Regions from separate parts of the Mus musculus genome. Here region 2 is linked to region 1. Evidence: chromatin loops called from intact Hi-C (ENCODE). Cell type or tissue: left cerebral cortex. All regions are shown on one strand.

The links. Hi-C counts contacts between places; a loop is a spot of excess contacts. Peaks named below come from ENCODE experiments on the same cell type or tissue, not always from the same donor. Only the 100,000 strongest peaks of a DNase experiment are listed, where the experiment ranks them.
Region 2: a loop joins it to region 1, with 2.9 times the contacts of the local background. A loop is called at or near these places in 2 of 42 quality-filtered maps.

Annotation. Positions count from the first base shown.
Region 1 is chr7:125,687,479-125,695,478 of GRCm38, forward strand. It overlaps Gtf3c1 (general transcription factor III C 1), which reads right to left. Exons shown (of 37, transcript NM_207239.1): 6 at 5,661-5,784. Among named protein-coding and RNA genes, the nearest start is that of Gtf3c1, 16 kb to the right of the region's middle. In left cerebral cortex, no CTCF peak of the experiment used is centred here; DNase peaks (open chromatin) are centred at 481, 3,254, 4,330, 5,806 and 1 more place; H3K27ac peaks cover 1,759 bases.
Region 2 is chr7:126,078,988-126,086,987 of GRCm38, forward strand. It overlaps Gsg1l (GSG1-like), which reads right to left and starts at 3,424. Exons shown (of 7, transcript NM_001101488.1): 1 at 2,873-3,424. The coding sequence starts at 3,191. In left cerebral cortex, CTCF peaks have their summits at 2,787, 3,487 and 4,779 (motif pointing left); DNase peaks (open chromatin) are centred at 2,199, 2,409, 2,763, 3,110 and 4 more places; H3K4me3 peaks cover 3,039 bases; H3K27ac peaks cover 2,497 bases.

The sequences.
Region 1 (8,000 bases):
CAGCTTGACTGACATTTATTTCACATATTGTATATCCATCCTTTCAGTAGGTACAAGTCACAGACTATGTATTTAATACCAGCCTGACTCTTATCACCTCCAATCCTCTACCCTTTTTGTCCCCTAAAGATTAACAATCTTATTTCAGATTTTCCCACTGACTTTCCTACAGGTGGAGTCACATGACCAAGTCACTGTGCGGCCACTCTCTCTTCACTTATCTTGAGCGAGAACCGTCTGCACCGCACACAGGGGCTTCCTGTGTGCTGTTTATCTGTTTTACTGACCTGCATGGGCTCTGTGCTCTGTCTACCACACTGTCTGATTTTTGTGCAGCAGCGTCTGAAAACAGAAGGGTGAGTTCTACATTATCCTCCCCTCAGGACTGTTTGTCTTTCTGGGTTCCTTGCACTTAGTTATAGATTTTAGAATCAACTCCCACAAGTCTGGAATCAGACATGGACTGTGTTGAATCAGATCAATCTGGGGAGTCTTAGCATAACATTAGCACGCTTGATCCATTTTCGTTTACACAGATCTTAAATTTCAGCAGTGTTTTATAATATTCATAGTAGCTGATCTGCACATATTTTGTTAAATTTGTTCCAAGTTACTGCAAACAGAATTGATTTCTCAGCTCGACATTTAGATTCCTCATTTTAAGTGTAGAAACCTAGGAATGGGGACACATCCAAGTTAGTTTCTGCAGAATTGTTTATTTCTTAAGAGTCACAAGGACATCAGCTCTGGAGAGGGACTCAGCCCCAATCCCCTTCAGAACTGGATGTGGTGACCACCGCAGTCATCAGCTGGCCCCCTCGGAAGTGCCCCACCAAGGGCTTCCAACTGGGATCCTGTTGGAAGGGGTAGCCAAGTTCACTTCTCCTTCCTTCTTTTTAATCAGTACAACTTAATAACTCATGGTGGCAGTAAATACTTGAGGAGAGTAATTAGAATTTGTAAGTCAGAGCAGATCAGGGCAACTGCTTTCATTATAAAGCTGATTTTGCTTTTGACAAATAGATATGGCAAAGTGTGTGTACGAAATATGCCTAAATCCAAGCTCTGTTTAAGGGTTTCAAAAACAATTTATGTAGATCCAGGAACACCTGTACATTTACATCATCTTTATTTTTTTAAGCCTTTTTATTCCATAATGCTTTGGGAAAAAATGTTTTATACTAATTTTTTTTTTTCTAAAGCAGAACCGATAAAGCTCAAGGCATACAACGCTGAAAACTATATTCAGCTCTGTCTCCTGCACATGCAAAGCAACTGAAAAGGAGCTTGGTTAAATTACATGTATCACACACTCACCTGGCTCTGAGCTGATTCTGCCCAGGCACTAGGAACACAAAGCATGCAAAGGGTGTGTGTGAGCAGCTCCTCCCAGAGCACAGACCTTAGCACAAGGTCACTAAGAAAAGCCAAAGAGCCAGGACCACCACACAGGGAAAGGCTGGCTAGGAGTCCAGGTTGCAAACCCAAGAAAGAGATGGAAGACGGTAGGTACAAGGACTATCATGGCTAAGAACAACCTCTAGCAATCATAGGCTTGGTGTGTACATAAGTCTTCCCAGTCTAACTGTCCTTACTGATCAACTAGGGTGCCACCTCTGTATCCCTGCCTGTATTCTGAGTCATGCTGACCGTCCTAGGAAGTCCTGTCCTCCCAGGCCAGGCCTACGGAGATTCCCTGTGGACAGACACAGCTTGAAGGCGATGAAACACAGAGGGAAACAGACTGCATGTTATGTAGCAGCAGGCAGGTGTCACTGGTAAGAGGGGAATGGGGAGGTAGGCTCCACCTGCCAGTCAACTGTCATGAAGGAAATTTACTACTATATTCTCTTTGCACATAAGACTTCCCAGGTTTAAAAACAAAAACAAAAACAGACTAAACAAAACACACATCTAGCCAGGTGTGGTGATACTTGCCTTTAATTCCAACACTTCTAGGTCCTGATGAGTTCTAGGCCAGCAAGGGCTATAGAGTAACACTGTCTAAAACAAATTCTAAAAAGCCCCTTTAGATCTAGCCTACCTGCTATGCGCCTCTGGCCCTACTCGGAGCCCACCATCCCACATGAGCACCACAGCACCTTAGAAGGTAGGTGCTATTAGCCCAGTAAGCTGACTGGGGGAAGCTGAGACAGGTCAAGTAACTTCCTGAAGGCTTAACTCCCCACCAGGAAGTCATAAGCTAGGACTGCCTGACTTCAAAGCCCAGTTAGTATCTGTTAGTGTCAAGTGGTTGCTTTGAATTTGCAGGAACCTCAGCCTGGAAGAGAACTCTGGCCACAGTGGCCTGCATAGCAATGCAGAGTCTTCCTTTGTGTCTCCTCACTGAAAGGTCTGTGATTTTTAACACCTTACTTCCAACAGCCCAGGAGACTAGAATACTCTGACCTCCTGAGCCCTCCCATCCTGCATCTGTCTTACCTTGTCAGGGTTCCCCTTCAACCAGTACTGGAGAAATTCTCTGTGCTATGGTTTGGAAGTGTCCCCAAAGGCCCACTGTTAAAGGCCTGGCTGGCTGGCTGTGCTGCTACAGAGTGACGGAACTGTTAAGAGCCCAGTGGAAGGAGACGGTACCAGCAGCACAGCAGTCCATGTATCCCTTTCAGGGACTCACCCCACCCCACCCCGAGCCCTTTCTAGTTTCAACTTGGCATTCCACTTTCTTGAGACCTTTCTGTGCACTTTCTCCTACTCTCTCCTGTGCCACTGAACTAAGATATTTTTTCCTTCCTTTGTCTTCATAGCTTCCTGCTCTGCTTTCATAAACATCCACTCCTTTTGAGAAGCCTTTGCCTTCAACTGGTCACTTTTCAGAACAGGAGTCTCCAGTCCCAGGTCTTTTAATTCTGGTTGCCCGTGTTCTAGAGGCTGGACACTTCTAAGAGCTGACATTTGCTTTTAGGTATCAGACGGGGTGGAGTGGAGCTCAGTAGTATAGGGCATGCCTAGCTCAGGGAAGACCCATGTCTTAGACTCTAGTCCCTCTGCTGTTCCAGAAGCCATGGCTGGAGATCCTGAACCTTGACTAAACCAGGACAGATAAGCACTCCCAGTCCATATTCCTTTCCTCTGGTCTTGCCAGCAGCATGTGGCTATGCTGGAGAAAGTCTAGGAAACCGTGGAAGAATGTCATCAAATGTGATGGACCATGAGACAGCCAAAGGAACTAGCAGCTGCTGGGAATCACACCTCTGGATAGCCACACATCCTCCACCGCTAGCACTCCATCTTGTCCCAGGATGTTCTTACACCCACACATCTAGAAACCCTCTAGGCTCCTGACACGTCGCACACAGGAGGGAGGTGAAGTGTGATGTTTCTCATGCAGAGTATCAGCTCCTCCAATCTCTGCCCCATCTGTATTTGTCCTTTCAAAGGCACCTGGAATCTTTCATTTCCAGTTCAGGTGTCAACTTCTAGTTACCCACCCTTCATAGGTACTTAGCTCTCTCCCAGTCTGCTCACCAAGTGTTGCTGAGAGCTGCTGATGTGTTCTTGGCTTACCCCATGTGATGTCTCTATTATCATTTCAGTAGCATTTAGAGAAAAACATTTATCTTCCACCATTCTAATCTACTGAAAGCTCCAACTTTCAGATTTTACAAAGATTTTGTCAAGCAAGAGGCACAGGTCAAGAATAAAAAGGGCTTAAAGGAAGTTGCTATGGTGTTGTAAACTACCTGCCCTGTGAAGTTTCTTTTTGTAAATTTTTATGTGTTTGGTATTTTGTCTGCATGTGTATCTGTGGATACAATACTCTCAAAGGCATTAGATTCCCTTGGAATGAGGCTCCAGATGGTTGTGAGCTCTCATAGGGGGTGTAGGGAATTGAACCTTGGTCCATCTGGAGGAGCAGTTGGTGCTCTTAAGCACTAAGCCATTGTTCCAGCCTCTATCTTAAGCTTCTTTACAGTCTATAACTGTGGAATATCGACTGTCCAAACTGTGTGTGTGTGTAAGGTGTGCTAATGTATGTGTAGGTATGCTTGCATGGAGGTCAGAAGTCTGTATTAAACCTATGTCAATTGCATTTGATGCTAAAGTCTCTTTTATTCACCTGATTTAACTATTATCTCCAGAGTCGGCTAACCTAGGCCTAGTCTTAGAAGCTCCTAGCCTTCTTACAATCTTATCTAGGTCTACAATGTTTTCAGCCTCTGCGACGTGGGGCTGACTAAGCTCAGCCCTTCTTGTTCTTTCTGAACTCTGGCTGGCTGGTTCAAGTCAGTTGCTCTGACTCAAAGGCTTTCCAAATTGAGTGATTCAATCTGGCTTCTCTTTCTTGGCCTCTCCTGAATTGCTCTTCTTGGCTCTTACTAACTTTGGCAACATGTTCTAATTCTGGCTCCTTCTCATTCTCTGGCTCCTTTTGTCTTCACCAGTGTCTAGCTTGTTCTCTCTCTGCGACCTCTATTAACTGTCCCAGTAAAACTGCTTCCTTTTTTCCCTACACTATTCTCCTAAGTAGCCTTAGGAGACGTCACTTTCAGACATGGATGCTTCTTTCTATAAACTAACTTTACTTAAGGGAGTGTCTGTATTATAGAGAGAGGAATTAAAGGTGTATGCTAAGGGTATGTCTGTATTATAGCCAGAGTAGTTGTGCTGTTGGATTAAAATCCTTCTACATCTCTCCTTCATTTTTTAAAACTGGCCAGCAAGCCTCAGGGATCCACTTACCTTCACCTCACAATCCCTACTGCCCCAGCACCATGATTACAGGTGCTCTCCGACATACTCAGCTTCTTACACGGGTTCAGGGGAACCGAAACCCAGATCTTATGCTTGTTCAGCAAACCCTTTGCCCACAAAGCCATCTCCCAACTCTATTAGCATCTCTGAGCTTTCTTATAGGTCAGATGTTGATGCTAAGATCAACCTTGTAGGGCTACAGAGGCTATGATGCAGAGCAGTCATGTGTGCTGTACACACAGCAGCAGTATCATAGTTATAAAGAAGTTAAAAACCTCTCTCAATCAATGACCCTTTGCTGTGACAGTGTAATGATTTCTCCTGCATTTGAGGCAAAAGCACGGCACAGGGACAGACAGTACATAATGCTCGCTAATCAACTATTCTGTTACTGGTTTACAGAGTACCATGATAATTTTACAACATATTCCTCCTACTTGAAGAAAATGTTTATTATTGTAAGCACCATGCCTGTATATCCAGCCAATCGTGTACACTTTGTGCTGACTATCTTTGGATTACACCAAGAAGCCACCCTGAGTGTCTGACCCTCGTTATCTATGTGTGAGTGCATGCTGTGCTGTCCATCTCTGAAACACACTCTTATGGTTGTGTGACACGACTGTATTTCAAACAGGGCTTGGTAAACAGCTCAGCAGTAGAGCCCTTGACCCAGAAAGCACAACACTCTAGGTTCAGTCCCCAGTACCAAAAAAGGAAAGAATGAAGGCACAAAGAAGAGATTGGTGCAAGAGGGAAGGCTGCTAGAGGACACCCTTGCAGAGGAGTCCACTAGAATTCGGGGCACACTTCTCGGATCCTTTTTAGATAGAAGGCACTGAGCAGTAAGGAACTGAATGAAGTGTAATCTTCACACTTCAAGGCAGAATGTGACCAGAGAAAATGACAACAAGGAGAGCCAGTTGGCCACAAGGTTCTGCTCTTACCTTTCTTGGTCTTACAGGGACCACACTCAGGGTGAATCTCCTGCAAGGGAAGGGACACCACCTTGGCCAGCCCAGCATTCAGCATGTACTGGTACAGACGCTTGAATGTCCTTTCACACAGCCCCTGCAAAACATAAGCCCACGGGTACTGCTAAGTTAAGGCACTGGGGAATCCCAGCACTGCAGAAACACTAGTTTCCAGGATGACAATTACCAATTGACAGTAACTGAAGAAATGCCACAGGTACTAATGAGATTGCCAAGCTGCACTCGAGGAGCTGAACAAAGTATGGAGCAGCACAGACACCCTGCTGTGACTACAAAGAGGGGAAAGAGATGTGCTGAGAGACCCTGCAACAGTAGATAGGGTAGAGTAAGACTGGTAGGGGCAGAGCTAAGAGAAGACTGTCCACCAAGACTTCCATACTGCTTTTAAAATCCAAGTGTATGCATGAATCATTAACAGAGTCTTCCCAAAGGCAGTAGAGAAAAATAAATAAATAAAAGTCACCTAAGGAGTCAGAGAGACGGGTCAGTAGGTAAAGGTATTTGCCACCAAGCCAGAGCACCCGGGTTCCATCCCAAGACTCTCACAATAAATGAGAGATCAACTTCAGCAAGTTGTCATTTGATGCAGCTTCTCAGGCACCAGCCAGGGAGACGTGATCAAACACCTCTGTAGCTAGCAGGGCATGTGGTCCTCAGGGGACTATAGGTCTATACATTCCCTGGCAGACCCTTGAACAGCACAGGTGAAGGTCAGCTGCTGCCTGCTATCTGTCACACGTATGTCACTCTTCTCTGATGCTGTTGACAACAAAGTTTTAAAATCTATACCGCATAAAATGTCCTGCCCCCAGCCAATCTACTACTAGCCTTTGTTGCCACCTGGCTGTACAACCCATGGGCAAGCAAAGTATGAACTGGTGAAGAGAAGGCACTCATTATTCAGCACTGCTCCGAGTCTTGGGACTGCTTGGCACACTTGAGGCAGAGACAGCAAATGCCTGTGAGTCTCAGCACAATCTGCAGCCCACTCAAAGGAGCCAGCACTTTCACCGTTGGGCTACAGAACATATGGTTATCCAAGAAACCCAGATGAATCCCATCTGGCTCCTTCAAACAGGAAGGTTTGTACACGGGGCCTTTTGTTAATTTAGCTGAGCCTGTCAGCTAGAAAGAGCCTTTGGAAACCCATCCATCAAGTCCTACCCCGAGCATATGGTGCTGAGCTCTGGAACATCCAGAATGAGGGAAGATGATGTGGAATGCCTTCAGGGGACCTACGCATTCTGTCCAGCAGAGAGAACAGCAGGAGCCCCAAGACCAGCACCCACTTCAGCTACAGGTTAGTGTGGTTGGCTCTCCTTGGAATCTACCGCCAGCTGCAGACTAGACATCTCTAAGAGAACACCCAGAAAGCCTTCCTGCTCCACAAATCTCAGGCTCGGGCCACAGAGTGCCCCTCCTCACCCACACTCTGCTCTTGGCTCACAGAACACACAGCAGTCCAGCATGAATCCCAGAGCCCAGCCTGCTGTCACATTCTAGTCTACCTGAGGGTCAGCCACTCAAACTAAAAGCCTGAGTTGTATCTGCAGACATTCTGTCAGTCCTCTTACATCCTGGGTCACCACTCAACACTGTGTCACTTTCTAAATACATCTCAAATTCAAAGTGCAGTGGTGGCCTGCAGGCCATGACCCAGCCTATGCTCTCCTTCTCTTGGTGCCTCGTGCCACCACTGGTTCTTCCTGGGCTTCTCCATGCAGCCACTGATACAGGTACTACCCAAGGCTTCTAGACTCTAAGTCTTAGACTTCTAGTCTAAGCCAGGCCATCAAAAACCCCCTCATCTTTTGTCACCTTCACCCACCACCTCACACAATCACCGCTAGCTTCTAAGAGCCCTATCTCTTCTGAGAACTGCTGTCAGGTGTAAGCAGTCTAGGGCTACATCTCCCACTGTGCATTCATCCTCTAGCCCTCCCGATGACAGGACCCTGTGACCAGGACTGCCTGCCATCTTCACCCACTTCTGCCACCTTGATCCAGTTCTAACTCTAAACACTCACTGAGCCATGTGCTCAAAGATACAATGTTCTGAACAGTGGGGCCGTAGTCCTAACTTGAACAAGACTATCGCTTCCTGTTCCTCAAGGAGGGGTTCAGCAGTGTCCCAGTTCCTAGAGAATACACAGGAACAGAGAACATAAAAGAACAAAGGGGCAGACATTGGCTTTCTTCAGCCTGTAGCAACTTTTCTCACTTCTATTTAAGTCTCCTGAAATGTTTTTTTCTTCCTTTTTTTGATTTCCCATTTTTTGATCAACTGAGACA
Region 2 (8,000 bases), 390 kb after region 1:
GGAGGTGTCCTTGGGCTAGATACAGTGGCTGAGGACAGAGTAGCAGAAGCGAGGCTCAGCCCCCATGAGGTCACTGAACCCCAGCCCCTCGGGTGGGGTGGGCTGCTTTCCTCTCCATCTGCAGGGTAGCAAGCAGAGGCTCTGGCCAAAGTCTCATGGTAGCAAGACGATCCATCCACCCACCATCCCACACAGGGCAAAGCGAGTCTAGAGTCAGACTATAAACCTACAGGTCCAGGGTCTCTGCTTCCACTTCTGAGCTGCCTGCAAGCTCCTACATCACTCTCAGATCACACCTCCTCCTCTCCCAGGGTCTACCCCTTTCTCTCTCTCCAATGCCACTCAGCCAGTCTTGCAGGCTCATAATGCCACAACCTTGGGCTTCCTGATACACTCCTGTCCTAGACTACACTCACACAGGGCCAAGGCTCACACATCATGTAAGCAAGCAACGGTCAGCATAAGCTCGACTTCATCACTTTGCACCCAAGACCTTGTTCCCTCTCCAGGCCTGAACCTTGCCCCCTCCCCCCAGTGCAGTCATCCCAGTTCTTCTAAATATCAAACCCAGTAAGAGATCTAATTTGCAGGAAGGGACTAGAGACCGTTTAGGGCTGCTGTTCTCTGACTGCACAAGGATGGCCATGCCTCCTCTTAGAGGGAGGAGGAGGCTCTTTAGGGTGGGGCTGGTTGACTCTGTGTCTGTCAGGATAGGCTGGAGTGTCATCTCTGGGAAAGGGGCCTTAGGAGATGCCCCCTCACAGGTACCCAGGGGTAGAGAGGCAAGAGCAGCCATGCTGAGGAGCTGGGCGGGGGTGGGGGGGAGGGGGCTGCTGATCATCCAGTGAGCCAGTGTGGATCCCGAAGCTGGAGTCCCACCAGGGTGGACCCAGCTGCACGGACAGGGGCCTAGGCCTTCCCTGGCTGCAGCAGCAGCAGCAACAGCAAGGGAGAATAGGGCAGGATTTGTTCAGGCCTTGTTGGGATGTTTTTCCCTCTTGGAGTAAAAAAAATAAAATCATCACAGAACCCAGAAGACAGGTTGTCATGGCAACAAAAGTTTGAGGCCAGGTACATCCTGACACCCTTTGGAGCTCAGTGGTGAAGGCAAGATCTGGGGGGCTGTGCACAGCAGAGAGGGAAACCCATCTAAATGGCCTTAGACCTCCCAAATTTCTCATCCGCAACTGTTTGACAAGCTCAGGGGAAGGCGATTGTGATTTTCTGGGAGGACCAAGCTGTAGCCAAGGAAAACCAGGGAAAGCAGCGCTTGGTTTTTATCCACCCAGCAGATCACACAGGAGCATCGTGACGAATGGGGCCGGGGGATGAAGGTCTCACATTGACCATAAGTGATCCTGTCTCAGGTCCCCAAACTGCATGGGTCCCCTTCTCCATCAGTCCTCTGGTTGTTCTCCAGCCACCAAGAAGACAATCCAAGCTCCCTCATCAAACTCCCCTGAGCCTAATCTGAAAAATGGGTCTTCCACAAGTGGCTGCCTGGCCCAGAGGCTAGGATGTAACAAGATTCCACAGGTGACAACTTTAGCCTGGCCTGGTGCTCAAAATGCACTGAAGCTCTCTAACATTGCTTTCAACACGTTTCTGTTAACATTAAAACAAAAACAAAAACAAAAACAAAAACAAAAACAAAAACAAAAACAAAAACAAAAAAAAACATAGCAGTCAAGCTTGGACATAAAGCTTGGGATGCTTGCTCAAAGCACGGAGCCAGGGATGGCTACAGAGCTTATGGGCAGCCGCCTTCAGACAGCTTTTGGGACAGCCAGCAGGCTCCGATGAGAGCCCAGGCACACTACAAAGGCAGGGCAGGTTGCCTCAAGCTGCCAGGGACAAGGCCCATCCAGGCACTGTAGGGTGGCATGTCCCCCAGGGCAGGGCCTCCCAGATCTCAGGAACTGCTGCCTGCAGTTGGAGGAGGACCCATGGTCATCCCTTCTCATTCTTTGGGCTGTCGTGTATGAAGGTCTATGGAGACCTGAGCCTGGAGGGGGCACATGTCTACCGTGCTCCGTGGCTGCTGTGGTGTGGGAGGATCAGGCTTGTGGAAGCAAGAAGTTTTAGACAGGAGGCTTTTAGACTATGCTGAGTGTGAGGAAGATACAGCTACATAAAGGGGGAGACGGCGCTTCCAAAGGGATCCTGCCAGAACAGTGGCTTACTACCCGAAAGCTGTGGGTTGAATCCATAGCCAGTACCACCCACCATATGGCACAGTCCCCTATCAGGCAGAGGTCCCCTGAGTGCTCCAGACTTGCTATCTTTTGGGGGTATTCACTTCAGCCCCATATGTCTGGGTGAGGGGACAGAAGTGTCGGTCTACTTTCTGAAAAGCCTGCCCCCTCCCCAGTTCTGAAAGAGACTTGTGCTAAGCCAGGATCCCTCAGCTCCAGTGCCTAAGTTGCCTGTTTTCCCGCCTGCCTCCCTTCTCTCCCTCCCTCCCACACCATCCACTCCCGCATCCACTCCTGGGAGGGCTCCAGGATACCCCGGCTAGTGGAAGGACATAAGGGTGCTCATCAGACTCCTCTATCCCCTGCTTTCTCCAGCCCTATCGTAGACGTTTAGCGCAGCTTGAGAGTAGCAGAACCGTTGGGTTCCTGGCCCCGGAGATCTGCGGTGGGAAGGGTTGCCTACAGCAAAGGTCCCCGGCCCCCACTATCACCTCCCGAGCTGAGACGGGCGGATGGGAGCAAGGAGGGGTACACGGGGAAATGACTTCAGGCCGAAGAGGGACCGCACGCACTGGAACTCGCAGCCAGGGTGCGCGCGCGGGGGACCGGGACGCGCCACCTCCCCGGTCCGGGACCAGCGGGCGCGCGTCCCCGGGGAGCCCCGCGCCAGCACTCACCCGGGCCACCGAGCTCTTCCTCACACGAGTACCAGATGCCAGTGTGGAAACGGCGCAGCTGGAAGCGCTCGTCGCCCGCCTCCCAGCTGTAGGGCGCGCCGGCCGGGCTCGCGGCGACGGGGGCGGCTGTGCTGTTGGCCGTGGCGTTGGCGCCCGAGTTGGGGCAGTTGGCGCCGCCGCCCTGGCCGCAGCCAGGCTTGGGCACCCGTTGCGTGCCCTGGCACCAGTACGTGGTGAGGAAGGCGGTGGTGGCGAAGAGCAGCGCCAGCAGGTTCAAGGCCACGGCCAGGAGCGCTCGGCCGCGGCGGCTCGTCTTCATGCCGCCCGCGCCGCCCGCAGCTCCGCGCGAAGTTGGCAGCGGTGCCCGCGTCAGCGCCCGCCCCGGGGCTCAGGTGCCTGCGGTCGGCGACGGTGTTCGCGGCGCAGGCCCATGGCCCACGGCGGGGACGCGGGGCGACGAGGACGCGGGGCGACTGGGGCCGCAGAGTGGAGCCGACCAGCGCGCCCGGAGCCCGGAGCGCGAGTGCGCTTCGGCGAGCAGCCGCGGGCGCCTGGCAGCGGCCACGGCGCAGGGACGCGCGCCCCTCCGTGGGGAGACACCTGCAGGCGGCCGGCGACACTGTTCAGCGCCCGCCCGCGCGCGGAGAGGGGGCGCGCCACGCTGGGCGCGGGCGGGGGACAGATCCGCGCGGGAGTGGAGAGGGACAAGTGAGAGATCCCAGGCAAGACGCTCCCAAAGGAGCCTCACTCAAGGCAGGAGAAGACCTCTCACCCAGACCCACACAGCCCTGCCAGATAAGTGACAAGGCAGCTTCTGTGGGTCTTTAGACTGTCAGGGGCCTCTGCAAAGGCTGCAAGACCCATCTGGAGCTTAGGAAGGGATGGGGATGCAGAGCCTCAGCGTTTGAAAGGCTTGTCCCTGCTCACCCTTGCTATCTGAGACCAATTCCTATCCACAGGCTCTCTGTCACCACACAGGAGGGCAGAGAGCTTGCAAAGAGGCAGCCTGCACAAGGAAGCGAGCATAGGATGTGACAAACAGGGCTTCTCCACCCAGGCTATCCACACCAGAGACCCAGAACATGACTCAAGAGGCCACAAAAAGAACAGCAAGTCGTGGTCGCCAAAAGGTGGTGTCCTGCAGGTCTGCGAATGCTGAATGCTTAAGACTGGCCGGGCAGGGTTGGTTAACCATCCTGACTTTGCAGTCAGTTAAATCCAGGACTCGACCAGCTGTGTGACTTTGAACAAGACACTTGCTCTCTCTGACCCTCGATTTCTGTATCTATAAAAAGGAAAGAATGTGTTCCAGAGCCAGAGGTGGGGAAGGCATCTGGCACACAGTAGGCACTCAGTAAATGCTGACACTATTAGGAATATCTGGGCCAAGGAGTTGACGAAACTCAGACCTTTTTAGCATCTCTTTCTCAAACTAGGATTGCTCATCTGTGAGCACCCCCAACCCCACCTCTGCTCTAAGATGAAGCTACACCCTTCACTCTTCCCACTGCATGGGGCACAGTGCCTGGATGCCCAGGGTGTGCAACCATTAATTGCACATTGATTGCAGGAGCTAATTTGAATTCTGCCCAAGCCAAGAATGACTCCAGCCACCCCCAGCTTGCCGAGTGGCAGGCTTTGCAGAATTCAAGGTTAACAGATTACGAATTGCCTTACTCCTGTGGGTGAGCCCCACTCACTGCCAGCTGCTGCCACTCTGCCTGGGGGCAGGAGAGACTAAAGCAATGCTGGTGTGAGGACAGCCAGGGGAGCCCTGCACTTGCTTATCAGAGCTTCTTTCTGGCCCCAAACAAGGAGTTTCTAACTATTTTCAGGAGAACTTCTGGATTGCAATGGTGCATTCGAGTATTGGTTAATGTGAATGAACGACCACAAGGAATCTGCTGCCCTCAACAGGCATGCAATATGTATCATCTGAGCCTGTCCACGTTTAAATGCAGCCCTGGGGTGTGCACTGACGTGACACTTCCTTGGCCTTGAGACTCAGTTAGTATTCATGTGGCAAGGCACGTTTCTTTCAAGCTGGGAACCCTGTTCTGGGGCGGGAAGCGGGGAGGAGTTCAAAGCAAGGAGAGCCCAGAGGAAAAGTCTCAGGGACTACTCTTCTTAAGTAACACCCAGAGGAAGCAGAGACCCGCTGTGATATCCTGTCAGGGGTACCCAACCACCTGCTCACTGAGCAGCCACTGTATGCTCAGCTCAGGAAAGAAGAGAGAACATGAGTGACATTAATAAGACCAGCACAGGCTGCCTGTGCAGGGGTGAAGGGCAGGGAGGGGTAGATGTGGGCGGAGCTTGGAGGAAGGTGTCATAGGAAGGTGCATTGGAGCAAAGCCGGGAGACACCAGGAGGCTCTCTGCCAGGGAAAGAAAGTTCCTAGCAGGGGAACCAATGGCCAATGCAAAAACCTGACACCCTGGCGGGTTGGGGGTTGGAGGGAGGGAGCACAGCCTGAACAAGGGACAGCAAGGGAACAGCAGAGGACAGATCACAGAGGTCTGAGTCATGTGGGGCCTGCAGAGGGTCTGGGCAGAGTCCAATGATCTGGAGAAGACCCACTCCAGCTGCTAAGTGAATAAAGATGGCTGCTGATCAGCTAGGGGTAGGTAAGTGACACCAGGGGTTCAGGCAGGATCATCCAAAGGCCAAGAAAGCTCTGGGTTGTTTCTGTTTGCTTGCTTGCTCTAGGCAATGAAACCCAGGGTTGGATGGGACCCAGGGTCATGTCTGCTAGGCAAGTGCTGTACCACAGAGCCGCAACCAGTCCCTCCTGGGGTGATTTGAAAGGCAGACCCAGCATGATTTGTTTAAGGCAAAATGGAACACGGAATGTAAGGAGGTTTTCAGGGGCATCTGCAAGGTCAGGGGCTCATAGAGAAAAATTCAAATTGGGATTGATTTTGTGCTTGCTGAATGTTCTACCAGAGCTGATAGTAGAGACCAGTAGGAGGAGCTACCTTTCAGGTATGCCTTCCTGAAAACCCTCTCAATGTATCAGAAAGCCCTTTGGATACCATGGATATTTTCATACCAAATAATGGCAGAGCTGCATCCAGGCAGGGTGGCACACCCTGTAACCCCAGAAGTTGAGGCAGGAGGATTATGCGTTCCGGGGAATCCTGGGCTACATAATGAACTAACAGTCGTAGCTACATTGACCTTGGTAACAGACAAGGGTTGGGTATGGTTTAAGGAACTAGGAATTTGCACCCAAGACCTTGGTACTCACTTCATCCTACTGACGCAGCCAAGGCCGGCCAATAGGCTCCTGTCCCCAGCCCTCACCTGAGCTGCCCACCTCTGCACCTGCTGCAGAAGGTTCAGCCCCGTCTCACCTCGGCTTGCCCTGCGAACACCACCGGCTTCTGCTCACATCTCTGCTCACATCTCACTGTGGTTGCGGCTCTGTGGTACAGCACATGACAACACCAAACTCCTCTGTGGTCCCTGACTCTGCACATCCATCAAGCTGTTCCCACTGGAATGGCCTTGCCACCTCATCCTGAGTGTCCTTCCTACGATTGACCTCCACTCCTGCTGCCCTAGCAACTGCTGTCGCTCCCTCTCTGACCCCCAGTGTTAGTGAATTAATCTAAACGGTGAGGTTTATCTTCAGACCTGTTTCTCTGATGGGCCTGGGGCCCTCCAGATCCCCTACACTGGCAGCTAGCGGTTCAAATCCGGCCAGAAGCATGTTTGGTTTGGCTTGGATGAAGTTAGTACCATATGCGCCAACATTTCCTCATTGGCCACATTCAAGAATCCAAGATTTGCCATAAAAACGCAGGTTCTCGGCTTCTCTTACAAGATCAATTTACCTTCCAGCACTAGGCCTGCAACTGCGTCTGGCAGAAGTTTGTTGACACCCCTGTAGAGAAGCCAGAGCGACCACAGGGTCTCTACCTTCCCAGCACTTAGGGAGCTTGCCAGGCAACAGGTGCCTTTGAGTGTGAGACTCTCTCTCTCTCTCTCTCTCTCTCTCTCTCTCTCTCTCTCTCTCTCTCGGCGGGGGGGGGGGGGCACCAAGGTTCAAAGGTCAACCTCCAGTGTCATTCCTTAGGAGTGCCCACCTTGGTTTTTGAAACAGGGTCCCTCACTAGGACCTTGGGCTTTGGCTTAGGCTAGGCTGGCTGACCATCTCTGCCTCCTGAGCCCTGAGATCCTAAGTCTGCTCTGCCACGGCTGGGTTTTTAAGTGGGTGCTGATGTTGGGCCCTCACGTTTGTGTGGCAAACACTTTCCCATCTGAGCTACCGTCCCAGCCCTGACTCCCATGTTCAAGTGCAGGACAATGACTGCCCTCGGAAGGGGACGGTGGCTGGGACAGGCTGTGTGTTCAGCTCATGAAACCTCACTGGCTGTACAGCTGGGAATTGTACATTTGTTTTACATAAAAAAAAAATTTACCAGAAAAAATAGTTGCTATTAAAAATGAAAGTGGTACTTTTCAGGAAATACAAACACGCTTTGAAGGGGCATAATCCCCAGGGGACTTGGATTTCCACACTTCCTTGGAGTCAGCTGCTGTAAGCCGCCTCCTTCTAAGCTTCCTCATTCCTAACCCTGCAGAACAGAGCCCCCAAGCCTCTAGGCTCTCCTAATTATAGCAAGTGATTAGGCAGTTGCCAATTACTGGGGAAGTTTTTAAACAATCTCACAGTGTCCAAGCCAAAAGCCTACTTCATTCCCCTGCTCAAGACACCAGCACGGCCATGCTACTTGGGCAGGGTTTTTAGAAGAGGGAGGGGCCCAGAGCTCTGTACAATTAAAGCCTTCCCTCCCAGAGGGCAGAGTCTCCTGGGAGAAAGGAACGGGCCTCATTAGACAGTGATGGGCTGGAACTCCTCCTCCGCTCCGTTGTTTGCGCTGCCCAGTGTAAAATCCAGGCCCATATACGTGAGGCAAGTGCCCTGCCCCCAGCCTCTCAGGTTATTCTTCAATGCCAGCATTGCCGGCCCTTTGAGCTCTTCAGGAAGTTTCTCTCAGTCTTTGTACTACACACTAGGGTATCCATGAACAAGACAACATAGGAAGCCAGGCTGAGTGGCATATGACTGTCATCCTGGTACTTGGGAGGCAGGTTAGTCATTAGTTCAAGATCACTCTGT